Regions from separate parts of the Homo sapiens genome. Here region 1 is linked to region 2. The links are chromatin loops, found by intact Hi-C in ENCODE. Cell type or tissue: endothelial cell of umbilical vein. All regions are shown on one strand. Links, peaks and the distances in the headings refer to the core of each region. The heading gives the core; the rest is flanking DNA. Region 1 overlaps HIVEP1 (HIVEP zinc finger 1). Region 2 has its middle 120 kb from the start of TMEM170B.

Region 1 (8,720 bases), core at 256-8,255, 490 kb before region 2:
CTGCCTTGGCCTCCCAAAGTGCTGGGATTACAGGCGTGAGCCACTGCACCCAGCCCGCTCTAGGGTCTTTTACTCTACTGATACAGCTATTCTCTCACATAAGCTTGCACAACAAGCACCTCCCTATTAGCCCCATAGTCAAATCAAGACTTCTCACTAGTACCTTCTGTCTTCTGATTGTTTAATAGGACACTATCAATTCTTGAAATCAATTTCAACACTTCTACTGGTTAACTTGGAAGCACAGGAAATTTCACCCCAATTCACTCTAACCTAGATACACATTTTAAATTCTTAGAACCTAAAAGTGCTCTTATCTTGTATCTATTTTTTTTTTTTTTTTTTTTTTGCATTTCTTACTCTATTGTACATATGATGACTAAATGGCTCTATTCCGGTTGCAGCCATCTATAGCCTGGATCCTAAGTTAGCATCATTCTGTACAAACCAATACTATTTGATCATAATTCAAACAAGGACTAATTAAGGAGTTGACTTTTTCTCAGAGAATGATTTAAAAGATGAAAAATGCAGTTAATTACTTTTAAAGTGTTGAGCCCACAGCTCATAAATGTCACAGCTAAGATTCAAACCCATGTTAGTCTATGCCTAGATATTCCACATTCAATCATATTTTAAAAATCTAACTACAGAATCATCAGAAAGGTCAACAATGAATTATAGTCAATAAGCTACCTTATAAATATGCATGAATTCAATGTTTGTAGGTACAGACATTAAGAATGTCATATAATTATTTGATTACAAGTAACAGAATATATAAAATGTAGTTCCCAAGGAGAATGTAAATAATTGAACTTTTAAAATTTCAAATATACTGCATTATATAAAAGTTTAAGAATCAGTTATATTATAAATATTTTAAATTGTTAAGACATTTCAAGAAGCATGCTGATTTCTTTTTTAGCATATGCAAATAATATGAATAATTTAAAACGAACACCATATATTTTTTATGTACGTAAAAACTATTTGAAGTGTAAAACTATTTGGCTCCATTTTAATCTGATTTTGCCTTGATTATATTAAATTTCAGGTCAGGTCAGGATTAGCAGTATGGGTGAGAAGACACCCAGGGTGGCTTCTCTGCTCCCTTCTCCCCTCCTGGATGAGCCACATGCCTGTAGCTTGGAGAGGATGTAGGAGGGGCTGGGATTCCTTTCCTGGGTTTCTTTCACTGAGATAAGCACAGAATGATGTTTCTGTCTCTGAATACATAGTATCTGAAATCTCTGCTAGAGGAGACCACTGTCAAAGTTTAAAAACCTGCAAATGAATTTTGAATCATTACATATTTGTTAAACAGGACTGATATTCTGGGTAACAGAGAAAAGATAAAATGGGTAGCTTAAATGAACAGAAGACAATGGTATCCTTTTAAACATCCATGGCACCAAAACAAAGCACAGACAACTCTGCCCTCTGTTTGGATTCATAAGAATAAAAGTCCTTTATATACTTCCCTGTCCCCCTTAACCTCTGCCCCTGCCCCCTAAACAAGACTACTGCTGCTGAATCAAAAGTCGTACTGATAAAAGACCCAGAAAGGAAAAGTGCCTTGCCTGGGATCAACAAGTCTGCGAGGACAAGAACGAGGACTTGTTATGGACTCAAAACACTTGTCATATATGACTCTGTGATACTGCTTACTTTGCTACTGCATGTTACTTAATGTAACAACTATGATACTATGTTGAGTAACTGGTTTTTTTGTTGTTGTCTTTTTTTGTTTTTTTGAGATGAAGTCTTGGAGTCTTGCTCCGTCACCCAGGCTGGAGTGCAGTGGCATAATCCTGGCTCACTGCAACCTCTGCCTCCCAGGTTCAAGCGATTCTCCTGCTTCAGCCTCCCGAGTAGCTGGGATTACAGGTGCCCGCCACCATGCCTGGCTAATTTTTGAATTTTTAGTAGAGATGGGGTTTCACCATGTTGTCCAGGCTGGTCTCGAACTCCTGACCTCAGGTGATCCACCCGCCTCGGCCTCCCAAAGTGTTGGGATTACAGGTGAGTAATGGTTATATCAGGGATTGGCAAACTATGGTCACCAGCTGCATGTGGCTCTCCACTGGTTCTTGTGGATAAAGTTTTATTGGAACACAGCCAGGCTCATTTCTTTATATACTGTCTGTGGCTGCTTTTGTGCTACAGTCACAGTTTAGTATTCATGACAGAGAATAGGTGGCTTGCAAAGCCTAAAATATTTACTATCCAGCCCTTGACATTAAAAAGTTTGCCAACATCTATGCCACATCACCCTCCAGGTTTAAACCTAATTACCACCCATGACAGAGTTGATACCACACCCATCGTCCACAAGGAAGTTAAGACGCTTGTACTGTATATGATTAGAATGCATCAAAGCCAGGATTCAAAAACAGGTTTCTATGAACTTAGGAGCCCTGTCATTATGCCAATAAGATACACTGACTTTCTCCTTTTCTATTACAATTGTTCCTTTCTTGGTGTGTATAATACACACTAATACTTCAGGAGGGTAAGCACTGTGGCTTACCCCTTTGCAGCCATCAGAGACTCTAGAACAGACCTAAGGAATCTATATTTGCTTAGCAAATTCATAAATAAATGGTCCTAAAAGTTTCATTTAATTATGTCCTCCCAGCCACATTCCCCTCTCATTATAAACAAATGTTTCTAATACTCAATAAAATTTTATATCAGCACAAGATTAATTCCTTTATTTTCTGTGAATTTCAATTCATGAGGGAAAAATCAGGCATATGATGTAGCAACATTTTTGTCAAAGTTTTGATACATTTACGTCAAACAACTTCCCTAAAGATAAATTTTAAAAGTTATTATTTGAAGATGAGTCAGGTGAACCGCAACCTGCTCGCCCACTGCTGCCAGACAGTGACACCTGCTGGAAGAGTCGGAGTCGCAAAAGCAGCAGGAGGGGCTCCCTGAGAGAAGGGGCTCCCGAGGGTAGCAACCTGGCCCACGTACACTCAGTAGCAACCTTCTTTTGTTGTTGAAGTTTGCCTGTTTTTGTTTTTCACATATGTTTAGAAATATTGCTCTGAAAGCCAGATAAACAATGGCAACCTAGGGAAAAAATTTTTTTAAAGAATGTGAATACAATTATATATATATATTTTAAAGATAAAATCATCATTAAAAACATAATGGGGCAGAGTTTAATGTTTAACTTTAGGAAGTAAACCAAAATACTGTGTCACGTGCGTGTCATTCAAAATAATATTAGCACTGCTTTAAGTATAAATCCTAAAGCCTATTATGGTTTCATATTCTACACATGGAAGTGTTTCTTAAAAAGAGTAATAATGTGTTCTATAAAAATCCCGATGATAATATATTCTACAGGTTTCATTTGGAAAAAAAGCTTTGCTAGTAATTTTTAAAAATGCACCTAAATTATTTTTAAGAGTAAATGTGATATAGGTTTTAAAACCTGTGATCAAACATCATCTTTACTGTAAGTACTTAAACTCCAACAAGAATAATGCTTCTCACTGCACTTCGTCATATTAAACGGTTCTCCTAGCTGGCGGCTGAGGGTACACATTAACATTCCGTGCACTGAAGTCCAGCATTTGTTGACGAAAACATTCTTCGGATCAAAGGATGAAAAGCAAATTGCTGGCGGCTTGAATTTTGACACAAAAGGTGAAAACTAAAATGTAGTCACTAATACCCCAAGAACAGGAGAACAAAATTCCCGAGGCTATATCATGTTTTATGGCAAGAAAACAAGGGAATGTGCAGTGGAGCAGAGGGATTAGGCTTCCCATGAGCATTTCTTATCATTGCAGCTCAAGTTGCTAGTTTTAAACTAAATAGAAACTTCTTTTAAATGCCGAATGTCCACATTTTAATGGCTGGCTTATAAAAATGTATAATTCCTCCTGCTTCATTAAACGCAAACGTTTCCCAACATCCCCTAATTTATTCCATTGAGAATTAGAACATGAATTCCATCTGCTAAAAGATAAGACAGGTACCGCGCAGCCTGCTGTTGCTAAGGGTGGTAAAGAATTCAGAAGGGGTCTGTGGCCTTTCATCACATCATTTTCACATCACCCTTTAATGAACACTCTTTATCAACCAGGGACCAGGCACAATATGATGGTGAATGATAACCTGGGTATGGTGTGGTTGGCAGAGTAGAGAACAGGTCTAGGATCCTTAAAAGGAAAAGACTGAAGATAATGCTTGGAAAACACTGACATTAATTAGAAAGAAATATGGAGAAAACCTTTAGTGAAAAACAAAACAATGCACATGTAAGGGAGCAACTCAGCACAAACACAGCATAAGACCTGGGCTTTTTCCAGAACGCTATGAGCTGACGGAGATATTACCAAGTGGTAATGATGTTTAAAAAATAAGTACTATACTGGGGTGCTTTGTAGTAACACTGACTGCCTCTTAAGTGTTTAGTACATTTTGTTTAATGAATGAAAGCTCAGAGACGTTTCCTGGTGATGATTATGTTTATGCTACAGAAAAGATCAGTTAAATGACTAAGCCCCCAAATGTGTCCTATAAACCTAAAAACACAATCCTTAGGTTTCTGGCTACTGTTCTGCAAACTCTGGCAGGGGTTGTGACTTTTTAGATTTACAATCAGGTCTCCCAAATTTTGTCCTTTTTAAAAAAAGGTTTACCCCATTTTCCATGTCAGAGATCATCAAGACTCAAACATATAAGGCATGTTCTTAAATATCCTATTAGTATCAAGTATACATCACTTTCAGAAAAGCATGCTGAGTCTAATATTCCCTCTTCACATGCGGCAGGACCCCACTACTGATGTCACTACCACCCTGTTGTTAGGAAACAGGAAGTGTACCTACCAAAACAGAGAAGACAATTTTCATACTGATCAAGACTTGATGTTTCATAGTACTGGTTCCTGAAAAGACACGTGGCTCCTGATGTGGGACATTTTTCTTTCAGCACTATATTATCTAATAGTCATCTATAATCTGTTAGCATGATGAAACGACATACTTCGACTGTGTTTGGGAGAACCCAGGAAATAAAAGAGTTTCCTGGGTTATTTTGGATTTTCAGTTTTCATATAGCTAGACCAGACATCCTTCGATAACTGCAGGTGTGAAGACATAATGAAAGGTGTCTGAAAAGCCACCAAAATCACTGTTTGGAATAAAAGAGGCTGACTTTGATAACTGTTGTGGAAACTTACTGCTGGCAAAACCAGAGGATTGTCCTGAATTTCTACTGTTGACACACAGCAAATGAAATCCCGGTGTGGTTTCTAGCAGTCTGTTTGTGTAACATGACTAATATTCGAATTATGTTAGATTAAGAAGATGAGAGATGATATCAAGACCCCATGATACCACAAAAGGTTGTTCACCATTAAAAGGAAAAGACAGCAAGTTTGTGTGTTAAAATATCCCACTTTACACGATACAATGTTTTCACTTATCCTCACTGACTGGGCTAAGAAAATGGAGAATACACTGTCAGGCAGGACTCTCAAGAATGGCAGAGGCTTTACATAGTGGCTCACTTCTCAAAAGAGCTGCTGCCAAGAGCCTGCTCCCCAAGAGGGGCAGGTATCCCCTATGATGAGGGAGGTGGAGACGCATCGGGGTGTGAAGAGGATGCAGGGGGGAACCAGGCACATGAGCTCACTCGACAGTGACCAGCCCCCAGGTCTCCCTAGCTTTGTTCTGCTGGGCTGTCCACTTCAAAACTTGAAACTGTAGCACCAGAAACATTTTATTCTCCTTCATCATGTTTTAAGTCAGCCACTTCTTCTACTCCTACTGTATGTCTAATATAGTAATCATTTGCATTTTTCTTTGGAAAATAAAATTGTTAGTAAAATGAAACACTTCATAACACACTGCTCTCTTTATAACATTCTTATAGAGTTGATTGGGGCAAGGTTTTAAAACATATACAGAAGCGTTAAAGTAGGACAAGTACAGGCCTCATCTTTTACCAGAGGCTATTCTGTGGTGAAAGTTCTACACCACAGTGATCCTGGGCCAGAGCAGAAACTAATTCCAGGGGAAATAATGCTTCCTAGTTTAATAAATTGATAGCGCTATTTCCAAATTAGTCATTATACATTTATACATAGACATAAAAAACGGGATATCACAAGGGAAAATCATTTCAGACTTTCCATCCAAACTGTTAAACTCCATCTGGTGGAGAATGAGAGAGGCTGAAGTCCTGAGGTACTTCTTTTATAAAACACTCATCCACCCAGAAAAAAGGCTTTGGCTCTGTGGGAGTATTAGTATTATTGTTGCTGAATGGGATCATCCACTTAATGAAACATGCTTCTTTCTGTCATTACTGTCTAAATTCCCACTACAAAATAAAACAGCAGCAACAGCAAAAAACAAACAAACAAACAACAAACCTCAACAATGAAAATTCAAGGGTCACAGATTAAAAGCCCTATAATCTTTTGTCTCCAGAACATTTGAGAACATAACCCAGGATAAAAGTCAGATATATGTGGTCCTAAAGGGGCAATAGCTTTAAACAACTTCGGTTCAGACTTTTGTAATCAAAGAAACACTGTATGTGTCACTATTTAGAAAAATTAAAATACTCAAGAATCCTATCTAAAAAATAATAGTTTTCAAGTGTCAGAACATGAAGAAATGGGTATAAACTGACATGACAGGGGTGTTCATTGTATCCAAGCCCAGTGAATAGAGTTTAAACCTGAAATGGCAGTTCTCATGCTGAAACTCCCCTGCACAGCATCTATTACCTGTCCCCCAGCCTGCTTCCCAGCCTTGGGCCCTGTGGAACTCTCTTGTTTTTCTGTCCCATTCACACTCTTATACCCTATTCCTCTTCCCCAACCTGTGTGTCTTCGGTCAAGCAACTCCTTGGTCTAGAATGTTTGCCCTTCCTTTCCCTCCTCACCAACAGCCTTCCAAATGCAGCAGTGTAGGGATAAATAAATTCCTTCCCTTCCTTCTGGGACCACTTTGGCCATCACCGGTCTTTCCCTGATTCCAGCCTTGGGAAGTGAACCTTGCCAAATTTGGGCTCATGCCACATCATAGTAATCAGCCAGGAGCTCCTGGGCGATAGTAATTGTGCACACATTGAATAGGTGCCGAAGTGATACATAAAAAAAAAAAATCATTCAAAAAGAGAATAAACTTTTCTCCTCTGGAGCTATTAAAAAACAGAACAGATCTTTATCAACCTGGAATGATCATTACTGAGGATGAGAACACAGAATAGTCAAAAAACTTGAATTACCTTCTAGTAATCTGCTCCAATAACCAATAAATAACAAATTAATAAACAAATGCCATTATCACATTAACAATACCTATACTGACCTTGGCCATATAACATAAACACTATTTATAAGTAAAGGTATCAAGTAGCACAGTTACCATTTGATTTTAGTGAAGGAATTTAATGAAAAACGATTATATCTAATTACTATTATTATTATTTTTTTGAGATGGAGTTTAGCTCTTGTTGCCCGGGCTGGAGTGCAATGGCACCATCTCGGCTCACCGCAATCTCCGCCTCCTAGGTTCAAGCAATTCTCTTGCCTCAGCCTCCCAAACAGCTGGGATTACAGGCATGCGCCATCATGCCTGGCTAATTTTTATATTTTTAGTTGAGACAGGATTTCTCCATGTTAGTCAGGCTGGTCTTGAACTCCCGACCTCAGATGATCCGCCTGCTTTGGCCTCCCAAAGTGCTGGGATTACAGGTGTGAGCCACTGCACCCGGCCGACTATATCTAATTCGAAAATTAATAATATTGAATTATTTCCTAGATTATAGAAAGCTGCTGCCAAGAACAGATTATACTGTCCTTTTTAAAAAAAGGTTTACCCCATTTCTCCTGTCAGAGATCATCAAGGCTCAAACATATGAAGCATGTTCTTACATATCCTATTAGCATCACTTAAGTATATGTCACTTTCAGAAAGGCAGGCAGAGTCTAATATTCCTTCTTCACATGCTGCAGGACTACAGATTTTAGAGATTTTTTTCTAGTAATTCAATAAACAACTGTTTATTACCTACTATTTGCCAGGCACAATCCTAAGGAGCTGAAGATACAGCAGCAAGCAAAACATCATCTTTGCCCTTATATAATTTATTTTCTAGTTGGAAGAAATAGATAATAAACACGCACACAAGTGTCTGGTGGTGGTTAAGTGCTATGAGGAAAAAGAAAACAGAATAAAGGGCGTAAGTGATGCTAGCAGTAAGAGGGTGAGGTGCCTTTTGTTTTTATATATATTTATATTACATATATTTATATTCAGGAAGGCCCCACTGATCAAACGACATCTGCTAGAGAGCTGAAGGCAGGGTGGCGTAAGTCTCACAGTATCTGGTAGAGGGCGTTCTTTTTTTTTTTTTTTTTTATACTTTAAGTTCTAGGGTACATATGCACAACGTGCAGGTTTGTTACATAGGGTATACATGTGCCATGTTGGTTTGCTGCACCCATAAACTAGTCATTTACATTAGGTATATCTCCTAATGCTATCCCTCCCCCAGGCCCCCACCCCATGACAGGCCCCAGGGTGTGATGTTCCCCTCCCTGTGTTCAAGTGTTCTCATTGTTCAATTCCCATCTGTGAGTGAGAACATGCGGTGTTTGGTTTTCTGTCCTTGTGACAGTTTACTCAGAATGATGATTTCCAGCTGCATCCAAGTCTGCAAAGGACATGAACTCA
Region 2 (8,720 bases), core at 392-8,391:
GCCCAGGCAGCCAAGAGAGGGTCCCCAAGGCCAGGGGAAGGAAAAACACCCAAGCATATCGTTGCTGACTCTCATTTCCCCTAAAGCATGGAACAGTGTTGTTTTGTGGAAAGTACATGACTTTCAGAGCCAGACAGATATGGGTTTGAGTGATGTTCAGTTGCTGGGTAGACTTGGGCAAGAGACTTAACCTCTCTGAACTTCCACTTCCTCACCATGCAATGAAAATAATAATGTCTTCCCTTTGGTATTGTTAGAGGAATTAAAAGGCCATGATACATGGGAAACCCAAAAGAAATCTTTCATTCCATCCTCCCTTCCTTTCTTTCTTACATTCTTTCTTCCTATATCCCTTGATATATAAAATGGTAGAGGTAGGAAAACCCTAAAATTACTTAATTCCACACTCTTCTCATACAGGTAAGAGACATGAAGGACTTGCTTGAGATCCCACCACTGGCCAGTGGCAATGCTGACATCTTCCTAGTGTGATCTTTCCACCATGCCATGGGGAGCACCTAGCTGGAGAATTAGAAATTCTAAGTCTCAATTCCAAACATTTGTATGTGCATCCGCTTAAAATTCTGAATTCAAAGGGACATCAAAAAGGACAGCTTTCTTATCTCACATTTTTCACTTAAGAACACCCAATTATACTGAGCCTCTTCTACTTTAAAAGCTGCTCTGATTCATAATTTGTACAAGGTTTGGCGAACTTTTACAACTCAAGACCATATCTGATGCCTCCCTACAAGCACTTCTGAGTAAATTTTACTTTTTGGAAGAGGTAGTACCAGTTGTCCCAAATCTAGAGCCCTCAAACCCCTCAAGGTCCACGATTGTTCAAAGATGACCAGTTATAATTTGGGATTTGCCTTCCACTTGGACATTCTTCAGAGTTTGAGAGAAAATTCCCCTACTTTGTGAGCTCAGCTACACGCACGCACTCCAGGGAAAAGAGTAAAATATGCATCTCAGAACTACCCTACCTAAGGCCCAGCGCAGTGGCTCATGCCTGTAATCCCAGTACTTTGGGAGGCTGAGGCAGGTGGATCACTTTAAGTCAGGAGTTCGATAGCAGCCTGGCCAACATGGTGAAACCCTGTCTTTACTAAAAATTAGCCAGGCGTGGTGGTTTGTACCTGCAATCCCAGTTACTTGGAGGCTGAGGCAGGAGAATCATTTGAACCCAGGAGACAGAGGTAGCAGTGAGCCAAGATCACGCCACTGCACTCCAGCCTGGGCAACAGAACGAGACACCATCTCAGGAAGAAAAAAAGAAAGAAAGAAAAGAACCACCCCATCCAAAGGACAAGGCAGCTGGGGTGTTTCTGCACCAATTCCCACCAGTCATCAGCTGAGCACTGTTCCCAAAAGGGGCTGTTCCCTGCCCTTCTTGTCTGCCTCACATGGTCAGAGTAACCTCTGGAAGCCAGAGAGTCTTCAGGTAGAGATGTGAACGCAGGCAGTTGGGAGTCTGGGTGCGTGCACCAAAATGAAAACGGTCCAAGAGATGTGGTCCTGTGGGGCACTGGCATTGAAAGACACATGAAAAGCACAAGGCACGGACTTTCTTTAACCAGAGATTTCTCTGACAATGCCAAAAGAATGGGCTGAGGTAGCTGGAAAGCAAAGGCAAAGTTTGTTCTGTGTTTGCCAAATTACATTATCAGTTGTACTCAAATCTTCATTATGTTTCTTTTGTATATGTAAGGACATTGATTAGAAAAGAGACAAATGGAATGGGAATATAGAGCAGGATTTGGAGACCTTCAATTTCCCCAACCCACAACCCACCCTGAGCTCCCTCCTCCTCTGCGTTCCCTGGTTAGGCTCTTCATGTCTGGCCTGAAGACACTGTTAACTTCTCTCAGTGGCCATCAGTTACCTTGGCAGAGGGACAGACTCACTTAATGCTCTATCCCTACCCCCACCCCTCACCTTTACACACTCATCTTCCACATCCCCAGACTTGTAACTAAAGTCAGACCCCAGCACTTACTAGGGGAGAAGGGAATTCAACCACCAAAAGACTTACAGGACTTAATTATATTGGCAAAGATGTGGGAATATGTGAGGAAAGGCATCCTGAAGGCTATTGGTCAAGAGGAAGGAACATCACTTTGATCAGGGTAAACGTGGGTGCACTGTGCACTCACCCACGATTCTGGATCTAGTGGTGTTAGCTGGGGCAGCTGAGAGTGGTTCTGATAGTTTACTTGCTGGCCCAAGAAGTCCAGGGCTCCATTGGAAGTACAGTCTAGGGAAAGTTGAGAAGCTAGAAACTGTAAGGTTCAATATAACAAAAGAACTCATAGGTGTCAAGAGAGGAATGTGGCTGTAGCCTTATAGGCAATCCCGTCATCAAAGCCTGGGATAGACACTGGTAAGGCAAACACCGGCATCTTTGAAAAGAGTGTAGAGGCTCTTCTCTGTGAGTTGGGAATAGTGGTGGAAGATGCTACCATCCAAAAGGACTGCTTGATACCAAGCATGTGGGAAGGGCCCGGGTGGAAAAGGACAAATAGGTACACTAGAATAGTAAGATAGAAATGGGTATAGTCATCTTACAAGACATTAGGGCTTACCAGAATGAACTGAACTGCAGGGATCTTAGGGTGTGGCCAGTTGATCGCAGGATTTCCGGCCTAACTTGGCGTGTAACTGAAAAAACTCCAGGTCTGGTGAATGGGGGCTGCTATTACATCAGAAACTTGGGGTCGTGTCTAAGACCGAGTCAGTTCCCAGACCCACATCCCCTCACTAAAGGGAAAATAGGGATGCTTAAGGCAGCACTTTCTGCTAAAATTGCCAAGTATGTTCTGTGACTTTTCCTCTCAGCCTTCCCCAGTGGTACTTGTGTCCATTTAAACAGGTTACTGTACTGGGGGAAAAATGCCCAAACTTTTCTCAAATATTTGGACACTGGCTCCAAGCCAACCATACCACAGACCACCTATCAAAGCAGGCGACTAGTAGAGATCTGGTAATTGATAGAGTTTTGGAGTGTGTGTGTGTGTGTGTGTGTGTGTGTGTGTTGACCTTTCTTCTCCCATTTGGCAGAGGAAAAGTATACCAAACACAGAGGAAAGTGGAGAACTCATGGTGAGCTTTTACTCCTGTAACTGCATCCATTCCTGCTTCGCTTACTGAGTTCCCTCCACACTTGCATCTCAAACGCTGAACTCAAACTTGTCATTCTCCCTCTCCTCCCATGGCCTTTGAATTTGCAATTCCCTGGCCTAAATCTTCCTCACCTCTTCCCATCCCTTTGCCTAATTACTTCCTCCTCATCCTTCAAATCTCAGCTCCAGGGTCCCTCGTTAGGGAACACTGCCTATTCCCATCACTCCACGAATCTAGGTCAACTTCATTAGCTCCACAACATCCAGGGACAGCAATCTTTGCCTTTAAAGCACCTCCCGCAGCTTGTTGATGCACATTCATGCGAGTGGCTTGACGAGTATCTGCTTCTTCCTCTAGACTAGAAGCAGCCCAAAGCTGGAACGTAGTTTTGGTTACCACTCTTCCCCTGGCTTCTAAATACGATGCCTGGCACAGTGAACACTCAATAAATATTCATCAAATGAATGGATGAATGAATAAATAAATGAATGCACACCTCTTTTACTTCAAAAAAAAAAACACTTCTTAAGAATTGAAATTTAGCAATAAATTGGCCAATGTTTTTCCTATCTTTAGCGTGCCAGCACTTTCTTCTGGAGACCATGAGCAGGGGCAGAAAGACATCATCCCCAGCAGCACTCACATCTGAAAGCAGGCGGGTGTCCCTCTGCAACAACCCCTGCTCAGTTAGATTGCTTTAGGATACCCTCTTTTCTAAACAGAACAAAATTTTAACCAGACCATAAAAGCTGGTTTGGGATCTGAAAGAATAAGATTGTGCAGCAAATGATAAAAGGAAAAACCCAGCCATGCCTCCCTGTTCTGCCTTTTGTTTGGGCATCCTGTGTCCTGCTAGGCCTAGAAGGGGGTTGATGGAACCGTTTGTTGGCTGAGAGACTGGATTTTAATTGTCCTGCAAAGCTCCAATAAAGCTTTGTTTCAAGTCTTGAATTTCATCCATGTTTCCCTTTTAACAAACTTCAAGGAAATAACTCACCCTGAACTGCCACAGTGTACTGCCAAAGCGCTAGCAAATAAGAAAGGCACATGCTTCCTGAATTTGGGTGAATGAACCGACAACACTCACTTTAAAGGGTTTTCTTTTTCTTTTTTTTTCCTTTTAACTAGGAGAGAGAATGCGGACCAGGCTTTCCCTCAGCAATTTTTCTAATGAAAACATTTGGTGCCACCTGGTGGCCAAATTTACACGGACGCCTCAGCCTTCGCAGAGTACAAATGTCTCCCGGTTGAACTGGATATTAAAAACCCTGGTGCTACTCGGGAGGCTGAGGCAGAGTGGCATGAACCCGGGAGGCGGAGCTTGCAGTGAGCCAAGATCACGCCACTGCACTCCAGCCTGGGTGACAAAGCGAGACTCCGTCTCAAAAAAAAAAAAAAAAAAAAAAAAAAAAAAAAAAAAACCCTAGTGCAACCAATTTGGTAAATTTCTAAGAATATAGAGAATTTAAATTTCTCCTTATTGAAGACAAAATTCCCCACCTGCGTTCCACCACGCCTCTTGGGGACAATTTGTTTTCCTGAACAGGTGGCTTTCTTTAAGTGAACATTTTCTCTAAGGTAATATGCTTCATGCAGAGTTCACTTTTGAGCTAAAAGAAGGGCAAGAAGTGCAAATAATTATTGTGGCATGAGAGAAGGAGAAGGAATTGCCCAGAAATCCTTTAGGCCCCTTCAGTGTCTACTGGCCTAGGATTCCAAAAAGGTTTGAGAATGTTTCTCATACTCATATTTGGCCCAAGCACACGGGTCCAGTGGGTCAACTTTCACTTTGAGAAAAGCTTCAAATTCCACATTCTTGGATAAAACATAAATAGAGCCCAGTTAGTCCCTCTCAGGCTTTTATGAACTAGAATCATATTTCTTAACCTATCATTCCTGAGTGTGAGAAAAACAAGAGGAATGATATGTAATGTCTTAACAAGCTGTGCTGGGATACCAATTTTAACTGGCCAATAGAACCAACGCAGATTATGTTTTAGAGAAATCTAATCCCTTATAAATCAGCTGTGTGTAAAAACCCTCACATAAACAAGTGATGTGTTGTGAGTAGCAAGGAGAAAAAAAAAATTCTCCTGGAAATGTGTAGGTCTATTAGCGGAGACAAGCGCTGCTCGCCTCGTGCTCCATACTCCGAAGGGCAATTCATGTTAAAGGCAGTAGTGGGCTGGCCCCCTTTATGCTGAACATAGGAAATACAGAAAAACATCTACGAGACTGAGCAAAGTGGTAGTATTTCGTGCACTGGCTGGCTCAGCACCAAAATTCAAATCAATACTCCAGAGAGAAGAGCCCCCAGAAACAGCCCAGCAAGAGCTTGGAGGGTTCAATGATCATTTAATTTAAGCCCCTCTTTTTACAGACAAATGAACACAGGCCCCCAAGAGTTTAGGTGATGTTCCCGTGGGCCCTTATCAAGTTAGAGCAGAGCCCAGGGAGAGAGAGAGTTGAGGTCCTCCGCTCTCTGCTTCTGCCTCCACACTCTGCTTGCTCTGACCAACGTCCTCCCACCGGCGATGCAGAACTTCAAAGGGATGGAAAAGGTGGCAAAGTCACCAGTGAATCTGTGTGATATACATAACTGATGACTTCCTCCTTTAAAAATTTTTTTGAGAGAGGGTCTTGTTCTGTTACCCAGGTTGGAGTGCAGTGACACAATCGTAACTTGAAATCCTGGGCTCAAGTGAGCCTTTTGCCTCAGCCTCCCGAGTAGCTGGGACTACAAGGAGCACACCTCCATGCCTGGCTAATTTGTTAAAATGTTTCTTTAGAGACGGTAGTCTCACTATTTTCCCCAGGATGGTCTTGAACCCCTGACCTCAGGTGATCCTCCCGCCTTGGCCTCTCAAAGTGGTGACTTCAGGTGTGAGCCACTGTGCCCAGCAGCTTCCTCCTTTACAGAAATAAATTAATGCAAAATAAAGGAGGAAGAGAGAAATGATAGCTAAGCAGAGAACATGCAACAAAGTCAATGCTAACATCCACGTGATTGAGCATCTACTGTATGGCAGGTGCTTCACATGCGTTATCTTGAATGGGTGAACATTCTCCAATACAGCAGGGTTCCATCCATTCCACAGGTGAGGCACCTCATGCTCAGGTGGGTAAATTGCCCACCACCGTGTGGTAATAAAAGGGCAGAACACACACATGAAATCAGGACACCCTGACTCCAAATCCTATCACTGTTTCATGTCTCCAGCTGCAGACAACTCTTATGTGAGCCCTGGATAGGAAAAGGAACAGAGTCATGGAAGGTCCACTTAAGTTCTCCTTCAAGCAGCTAAGGAGGTGCTGTCTCTAACAAGCCAAATTAAGATAGGCAAAGTCACCCCAGCAGCTGTTGACTTCAGCATTTGCTTTTAAAATGAGAATTATTGTCTCAGGGTGAAGACTCCGGTTCAAGCATGAGTCATGCACCCCAGCAGACCTGGTTTGTTTTTAGCGAAGTGTGGCCGGGGGAGGAGGGGTTGTATTCACCAGCAAAGCATGTCACAGAGGATGTACACACACACACACACACACACACACACACACACAGACACACAGACACACACACACACACGTCTGCCCATTACAGCTGCTCCAGGCATCTCTCGCCTGACAGAATAGGGTCTGTTTCTGACCCCCACACATCCTTAAAGAATGTGATCTTTGCAGAGATCACTAGCAGGAAATGACCCTGAGGAAAGCCACTTGATGTCATTCTTTGAATGTTCTGCTGTCAGCTCCCAAAACTGTCAGGAATGAGGTCGTAAGTGTCTCCTTCAGCTGCATAAATAGAGGCCACCAAAGGTCTCCAGGAAAGAAAAAAGCTGGTAATCACAGCAATTCACGTGTGGACCAAATATGGCAGCACCGGTGGAAGACAGAGTCATGTTATGACTCACACAAACCCAAGCTGGAATCCCATAGCTGCTGTTTTCCAGGGGTATGACATTGAACTGCATAAATGCCTCAGTTTCCCCATCTGCTTGATGGGCATCAGAGCATCACTATGAGGGCTGAGCCGAGTACTTATAGAAGCAGTGGGTGATATAGGTAGCCAGTGCCTGATCAATGCTGCTTCTCATCCATCCTCCTCCTGCATGATGTGGTTAGAAATCTCCAATGGCTGGGCGCGGTGGCTCATGCCTATAATCCCAGCACTTTGGGAGGCCGAGGCCGGCGGATCACCTGAGGTCGGGAGTTTGAGACCAGCCTGACCAGCATGGAGAAACCCCATCTCTACTAAAAATACAAAATTAGCCAGGCATGGTGGCACATGCCTGTAATTCCAGCTACTGGGGAGGCTGAGGCAGGAGAATCGCTTGAACCTGGGAGGTGGAGGTTGTGGTGAGCTGAGATTGCGCCATTGCACTCCAGCCTGGGCAACTTCCAGAGTGAAACTGTCTCAAAAACAAACAAAAAAAAGAAATCTCTGGTGCGGCTGGGCATGGTGGCTCACACCTGTAATCCCAGCACTTTGGGAGGCCAAGGCGGGTGGATCACCTGAGGTCAGGAGTTCGAGACCAGCCTGGCCAATGTGGTGAAACCCTGTCTCTACTAAAAATACAAAAAATTACCTAGTTGTGGTGGCACACACCTGTAATCCCAGCACTTTGGGAGGCCGAGTCGGGCAGCTCACTTGAGGTCAGGAGTTGGAGACCAGCCTAGCCAACATGGCAAAACCCCGTCTCTACTAAAAACACAAAAATTAGCCAGGCGTGGTTGCGCACACCTGTAATCCCAGCTACTCAGGAGGCTGAGGCAGGAGAATTGCTTGAACCCGGGAGGCAGATGCTGCAGTGAGCCGAAAACATACCACTGCACTCCAGCCTGAGCAACAGAGCGAGACTCTGTCCCCAACTCGCCCCAGAAAAGAAAAATCTCTGGTTCCATCAGAACCAAGAGTGGCCCAACAAAGGGCTGACCAGTCCAGCTTCCTGGTCATGGAGGTCACACTGATGCTAATGGATCAAGTTGGCAAGCTTGACATTTAATGTAAAACTGCTAGCATCAGATTATTTGGGGCCAACGTTCCCCCAGTGCTTAAGAATCACTGTTATAAATTCTTCTTCCTTGCAGCTCTCAGAACTGATCCCTCCTCTCTTTGGCACGTATCTCTGCCTCAGTTCCAGCTCTCAGCCCCCTCCCTGAATCCCACAGCACCTCCCAACTATGTCCCTGCCTTCAATCTGCCCCATCATCCCCAATCCCTACATTGCTGCCAGAGTGAGCTCTCTGACATGTCTGTCTGAGGTGATGGATATTATTGGGTGTCTCTCAGCATCATTCTGTCTTCTTCTTTAAACAGAGACTGGATTTCGTTCAGACACCTAAATCTCCCACCTTTGCCCTATGCTTCTAGGAAAGCTGTCTCTTCTCCCTTTTCCTTGGGCAGGCCTGATTGATCGAAGAGTTAGCCTATCCACTTACCAGTGACTGTTTTAATATTGGTCCATGTTTCAGTTCTGGACAATGTTCTGGAAGGAAAGGTTTGTGGCTGCTTCTGGGAATATTCTTCACTTCTTATCTGCAGGCCATGAAACGTGTAAAATTCTGCCATGACACTATCACACTGCCTTACTCATTTA

What was found. Peaks named below come from ENCODE experiments on the same cell type or tissue, not always from the same donor. Only the 100,000 strongest peaks of a DNase experiment are listed, where the experiment ranks them.
Region 1: a loop joins it to region 2, with 6 times the contacts of the local background. A loop is called at or near these places in 14 of 110 quality-filtered maps.

The regions. Positions count from the first base shown.
Region 1 is chr6:12,145,201-12,153,920 of GRCh38, reverse strand. All of the region lies in intron 7 of HIVEP1 (HIVEP zinc finger 1), which reads right to left. Among named protein-coding and RNA genes, the nearest start is that of HIVEP1, 140 kb to the right of the region's middle. In endothelial cell of umbilical vein, for the core only: no CTCF peak of the experiment used is centred there; no DNase peak of the experiment used is centred there; H3K27ac peaks cover 1,685 bases.
Region 2 is chr6:11,651,353-11,660,072 of GRCh38, reverse strand. No RefSeq gene overlaps it. Among named protein-coding and RNA genes, the nearest start is that of TMEM170B, 120 kb to the right of the region's middle. RefSeq lists a silencer at 4,230-4,399. In endothelial cell of umbilical vein, for the core only: a CTCF peak has its summit at 4,335 (motif pointing left); DNase peaks (open chromatin) are centred at 4,212, 6,672 and 6,862; H3K27ac peaks cover 5,024 bases.